2 separate regions of the Homo sapiens genome follow, and region 1 is linked to region 2. Evidence: chromatin contacts called from ENCODE Hi-C or POLR2A ChIA-PET data. All regions are on one chromosome and are shown on one strand. The core of a region is the stretch at or near the end of the contact, and the rest is flanking DNA. Distances in the headings are between cores, read along the strand shown. Region 1 holds the start of GLTP (glycolipid transfer protein). Region 2 has its middle 31 kb from the start of C12orf76.

What was found. Hi-C counts contacts between places; a loop is a spot of excess contacts on that map. ChIA-PET counts read pairs that join two places held with the same protein, here RNA polymerase II (POLR2A). Pooled maps may share reads with other maps.
Region 1: a pooled map shows a loop between it and region 2 (5-fold over the local background). The contact joins the promoter of GLTP here to the enhancer-like site in region 2. A Hi-C loop is called at or near these places in 1 of 37 single-sample maps with no recorded cell type and 6 of 50 pooled maps. POLR2A ChIA-PET finds 5 or more read pairs at or near these places in 3 of 52 experiments (WTC11, activated CD4-positive, alpha-beta memory T cell and naive thymus-derived CD4-positive, alpha-beta T cell).

Annotation. Positions count from the first base shown.
Region 1 is chr12:109,878,938-109,881,864 of GRCh38, forward strand. GLTP (glycolipid transfer protein) reads right to left here and starts at 1,604. Exons shown (of 5, transcript NM_016433.4): 1 at 1,335-1,604. The coding sequence starts at 1,437. LOC124903012 (a long non-coding RNA gene) reads right to left here and starts at 2,464. Exons shown (of 3, transcript XR_007063455.1): 1 at 2,424-2,464; 2 at 2,178-2,237; 3 at 1,961-2,070. It also overlaps a transcript of TCHP not described here. RefSeq lists a silencer at 1,312-1,861 and an enhancer at 2,186-2,687.
Region 2 is chr12:110,077,957-110,081,234 of GRCh38, forward strand. No RefSeq gene overlaps it. Among named protein-coding and RNA genes, the nearest start is that of C12orf76, 31 kb to the left of the region's middle. RefSeq lists a cis regulatory region at 1,469-2,299 and enhancers at 1,561-1,640, 1,781-1,910. Within about 2 kb of position 1,920, at least 19 of the 41 ENCODE cell types and tissues checked have a DNase peak (open chromatin) inside an H3K27ac peak, as active enhancers do.

The DNA of each region.
Region 1 (2,927 bases), core at 354-2,853, 200 kb before region 2:
ACTTAAAACCACACCCCCTACAGCGAAGACCTATTTGGCACTTACGGCCTCGGTACTTTACACACACCACCTCATCGACTCCTCACAGCTGCCCTAGGAGATCAGCATCCCCGTTTCACAGCTGGGGACACTGAGGCTCACGAGGTGAAGGAGGGGAACTATAGCCTCCAGGTAACCACAACCATCCCAGAGCTCAGGACACTGTGGGAACTACCACCCCTAACAAGCCTTCTTTGCCCACTAAGTCGGACTGTCTTAAGATCTCCTGTCTTTGGGTTTCAGGTGGACTCTGCCCTGGGGGCTGGTATTTTCCTGCAAGGCCACCAAGTGAACCAGCAGGACAGGACAGAGCCCACATGGAGAAGGAGAATAGAGGCTCAGGTTGCACCCTTTACCCGGGACCCAAAAGGCAAAGGGCAGGGGCAGTGGTGCTGGCTTCTAGTTCCCATTTTCCATCTGGGGCCTTGGCTGGACTGGGCTAGGCTGAGGGAGTGCGGGAAGAGGGTCTGAAAGTGGACCGCCTTCCCAATGCGCCCAGGAACTTCCACACGACATACAGGGGAGGGGCTTCCTCTCGTAGAGCCCAAACTGAGGGAGGAATTGGTGCCAAGCTCTGTATGTCTGATGTCACCTCACAAAACAGCTCCCCCGACAACCCTCACCCCTGTCCTAAAAGGAGGAAAAACTTTAGGTGGTTTCCCCTAGAAAGAGGCCCTGGAATTTTGCAACTCCATCTTCAAAACCCTCTCCTTGTCCCCGCCTCACCAGGCTTCCTACCCTTGGAGGGGGAGATGGGAGTCTTTGATCTGGAATGGGCGAATTCTGAGGGAAGAAGGAAGGGTTTGTAGGTCCCATGAGGGAGAGGCTGGAAGCGTTCAAAGAGAAGGCTTATGAAATGGGGGGATTCATTGTAAGGGGAGCGAGTTGAGAGCCATCAGAAAGCGCCAGGGATGAAGGACTTTGGGGAAGAAGGGGCAGGAGGCTTTGGGGGAGATGGTGGATTACAGAATGCCTAAGGGAGATGGAAGATCATCCGTGTTGGGGGCACGGATGATCAGGGGGCATTTGGGGGATATGTAGGACTGTGAGGTGTCTAGGGAGAGGGAGGATTTGGGGAGGACAGGCAGGATGTGACATGTTTAGAGCGGAGAGGACTTGGGAGTGGTCCGGGAAAGGGAGAATTTAGGGTGAGTGGAGGGAAAGAGGATCTTGGGTGCCTGGGGAAACAGTACTTAGGGGTGTCTAGGGCAGAGATGGTTAGGGGATGCTCGGGGGAAGGAGGATTCGGGTGCGCGTGGGGCTGCGGGCCGCCTCCCCCCTCCATTCCGGCTCACCGAAGAAGGGCGGCAGGTGGGACACCGCCTCGAGGAAGGGCCCGGTCTCGATCTGCTTGTCCGCGGGCAGCGGCTTCAGCAAGTGTTCGGCCAGCAGCGCCATTTCGGGGTCGAGGCCCGCGGTGATGCCCCAGCCGGCGCCGCGGGCGTCGACACCGCCCCCCCGGCCGCCGCCGTCAGCGCCGGGGCCGTCACAGCCGCCCGCCGCAGGCTCCGGGGACGCCAGCGTCGCCACTTCCGCCCGCACGGCGCCCTCGTAGCCGAGCGCTCAGCGCCGCCCGCCGGCCGAGCGCCTAAACTGCCGGGCGCGCCGCCCCGCCCCCGCTCACCGGCTCCCAATCCGCGCCCGCCGCCGAGGTCTCCGCGCCCCCATTGGCCGGGGGGCCGGCCGGGGGCGGGACGCAGAGGAGGTGCGCCGGTTCATGGGTCCCGGAGGGCCCAAGTGAGCCGCTCCCAGGTGAGTCTTCCCCAGGTGTGCCTCCCGCCGCCCCCGGTTTGGCCCCCCAATCCGGGCGGGCCGACTCGGGCCAGGTCACAGCTCACAACCCGCCCACCAGCTCGGGTTACAGCCCCACCCAGCCAACGCTCCCCAGGACCCCCGTTTCCCCCAAAATTGTACCCCAGTAACCCCAAGTGACCTGGGTGGACACTGCTCTCCTGTTGGTCACGGTTCTCTTTCGCTACAACCGACGAGGACGCTCGATTGCTTGATTCTTGGTCTTCAATGACCTTATACCTGTTGAACACTGCTGAAGTCACAGTCTAACTCAGCCACTGCCCTGCTGGACAACTCCTGCTTCCCGAAATCTGGGGTCCAGTCTGCCCTCAACAGTCTGATGTTACCTGTTGTGAGGCAGAAAAATAGGGCCTGGAGGCAGGGAACATAAGGCTGACTTCCTAGACCTAAATCAAAAAGCACCTTAGCAATGACAGGAATGTAAACGGCTTTGCAACTTCACTTCATCCTCTCCATTCACGCCCTTTACACTTTGTAACTTCACATTCATCCTCTCCATTTACACAGACCACACACTCCAAGAAACATCCTCTCCATTTATACTTTGTAACTTCACATTCATCCTCTCCCACCAAGTAACATCCTCTCCATTTGCACATCCTCTCCATTTGCAATAGGGCACATTCTGAGTAAATGACTCTGTGACTTCACTTCATTCTCTTCATTTACATAGAATATTCACCAAGTAACCAATGGGAAACCTCTAGAGTATTGAGACCCTAGAAAATTCTGTAAGCAGAGCTCTTGAGCCTCTACGCTCAAGCCTGCTCCCAAACTGTGGGGTGGACTTTTCGTTCTCAGTAAATCCTTGCTTTTGCTTTCCTTGCTTCGTTTGTGTGTTTTCTCCAAGATGCCAAGTACCTGGACACCTTCTACTGGTAACAGCTGGAGCCAGCCCAGTTTATACCAATTCACCCACAACCTGGACACTTGTTTCCCAAACCTAATGTCTCTCCAACAGCCCAGGGTCCAGCTTCTCACACCTTGAATCACAAGTCATCTCAGCCACAACCCACCTAGATGCTTATGTCCTAAACCCAATGCCCAGCTTATGCAAAAATCTAACACACCATTGT
Region 2 (3,278 bases), core at 670-3,169:
AAAAAAAAAAAAAAAAGCTCTGACCTAGAAATGCACTCACTTCTACTCATTACTCATTGGTCAAAACTAATCACTTAGTCCTACCCAACCACTAGGGAACCAGGAAATGCAGTTCCCGCATATATCCCCCATGTATCCAGAAACTGCAGAAGCAGAAATATTTGGTGAACAGCGCTAATGACTATTGCATCTTCTCCCTGGGAAATTTCATCCACACACATTGTTTTAAGAATAATCAAATGCTAAATGCGAAGCAGGTGGGAGGAGGGGGTATATATGTATATTATATGTTTAATTATGCATGGAATATAACTGGAAACAGGATCTACTATATAATTTGCAAGGCCCAGTGCAAAATGAAAATGTGAAGTCCGTTATTTAAAAGTTAAACATTTCAAAATGGTGACAGCAAAGCATTAAACAAATTCAGATTCCTTCTAAGTGTGGGTCCCTATATGACTGCACAGGTCCCATGCCCATGAAGCTAGCACATCTGGAAGGCTATACAAGGTGGTCTCTGGGAAGCGAGCTGAGGCTGGGGGAATTAGTCGGTGTTTGACGATTTATTTATCACCCTGCTTGTATCTGAATTTTTTCTACCATATGCGTTCATTACTTTTTTTTTTTTTGAGACAGTTTCACTCTTGTTGCCCAGGCTGGAGTGCCATGGCGCGATCTAGGCTCACCGCAACCTCTGCCTCCCGGGTTCAAGCGATTCTCCTGCCTCAGACTCCCGAGTAGTTGGGATTACAGGCATGCGCCACCATGCCCGGCTAATTTTTTGTATTTTTAGTAGAGACAGGGTTTCTCCATGTTGGTCAGGCTGGTCTCAAACTCCCGACCTCAGGTAAGCCACTGCACCCGGCCTGCGTTCATTACTTTTTAAATCACTGAACGCTAAATCTGTATCTCCAGACCATATCTGAATTCTGTGCATAGTCTATGAATCTATGAACCTATATAACCCACAGACACTTCAAGTCACATCTTCAAAATGAAACGCTTTCCCACAAAACAGTGCAAGTAAGGACTAATGAGAGGAGAGAGTGGAGACAGGCATGGACTATTTCTTCTATAGTCTTGGCTAGGAGGAAAAAGAGGTAAGAGGCCGGGTGCTGTGGCTCATGCCTGTAATCCCAGCACTTTGGGAGGCCGAGGCGAGTGGATCACCTGAGATCAGGAGTTCAAGAACAGCCTGGCCAACATGGCAAAACCTGTCTCTACTAAAAATACAAAAATTAGCTGGGTGTGATGGCGCCCGCCTGTAACCCCAGCTACTCGGAAGGGTGATAGAAGAATCACTTGAACCTAGGAGGTGAAAGTTGCACTGAGCCGAGATCGCGCCACTGCACTCCAGCCTGGGTGACAGAGCGAGACTCCGTCTAAAAAAATAAAGAAAGAGAGGTAAGAATGGTCTTTAATGGAGTCATGGGAAAATGTGTGTGTGTTGCAAGGATGTAGAGAAGATGGAACCATTTGAGCCATTCAAAGATTTTGATAGACTAAGTGGGATGTTGAGAATGGTGGTCTCTGTTTCTTTGTGAAGTAGGAAGCCACGTGTGAAGAAATGGGGATTGGGGATTGAATGGTGGATTTCTTAGTCATGTGTGTGTATGTGTTTACAATTTACAGAAAATCAGGTGACATTCTTCAGCAGAAAAGGGAGGTTTTTCTGAGGAAACACTTATCTCACAGAGCTCAAGTGCAGGAAATGTGGCCCAACCTCATGAGAACCTATTAATAGAATCAGAAACTAAACTGTCCTGAGCTGAAGTTGCTCTTTCAGTTTGAAACTGCGTGGGCCCGCCTCTGTTTGTCTCTCTGTGCGCCCATTGTGAGTCTCTGTAAACAATGGATTCCTCTGTTTCTCCCAGGGCACGTGGTCCAACACTGCCTTCAAGGTTAGGTGTCCACAGTTCGAGTGCAAGCCCAGATCCACTATCCAGTTCCGGAATTCAAGGGGAATGATTGGCCTAGTTATTTATCCCTAGTCCAATCAGCTATGGCTGTGGGCGGGGCCACAAACAAACATGGCGTCAAGCGCTGACGTCCATGAAGGGAGAAGACAGGGAGAAAGGAGGAAGAAGAAAAGGAAGGAGCGAGAGAGAGAGAGAGAGAAAGAAGAGAGAGAGCTCTCAGAGAATAGAGGCTAGGGGACTGCTGATTAAATACCCCAATTCCCTCAGGTGGGACAGCACTGAGGCAGGTCTAGGCAGTCTCCAGGGGACCCTAGTGGGACAGAGCCCAGATGCCCACAGCGATGACCTGCCCTTCCTTTTTTAATTCCACCCCCCTCCGCTCCCACCCCCGAGATGGAGTCTCGCTCTGTTGCCCCGGTTGCAGTGCAGCGGCGCCACATCGGCTCACTGCAACCTTCCCCTCTCGGGTTCAAACGATTCTTCTGCCTCAGCCTCCCCGAGTAGGTGGGGATTACAGGCGCCCTCCACCACGCCCGGCTAATTTTTGTATTTTTAGTAGAGACAAGGTTTCACTATGTTGGCCAGGCTGGTCACGAACTCCTGACCTCAAGTGATCCAACCACCTCAGCCTCCCAAAGTGCTGGAATTACAGGCGTGAGCCACCATGCCTGGTCGTGACCTGCTCTTTAGTGCTTCCTGTGTCGATTGCCTTCCCTTCCCTGCCTCCCTTCCCCATGCCTCTTCCTGGGTCACCTCCCAACAAACTACATTCACCTGAACCTCGTCCAGCCGTTATGTGCTGGTGTTAAGGAGTCTGTCTGGAATTTTCCCTGAGAGCAATAAGTGGGTTTATAAACAAGGGTGTGGCATGATCTCATTTGCAACTCAGAGCACTCTGGCTGCACCCTGGAAAATGGGCAGAAAGGGCAAGAGTGGAGACAGGGTCCTGCCCAGGGAAAGGGTACAGTGACATGGAGGGGGACTGAAGACAGCTCCTTAAAGGACACCAACATCAAGGAGACTAAGCTGAGGCACTAGGGAGGAGAGGAAGACCAGGAGACAGTGAGTATCCAGAGGCCACGGGATGAACACTTCACAAGTAAGCCGGTGGCCAAGGAGATATTAAGAGCGATGGTAAAGCTGTGAAATTAAAGCCGCTCTAGTAAGGGACCTGACAGATAAATTACTGGAACAGAATGGAGTCAAGTATTAAACACGAAGATAGGTGGAACCCGGGTGTGGTGGCTCACACCTGTAATCCCAGCACTTTGGGCAGCCAAAGCAGCAGGATTGCTTGAGCCCAGGAGTTCAAGATCATCCTGGGCAACAGAGGGAGGCCCTGTCTCTACAAGATATAAA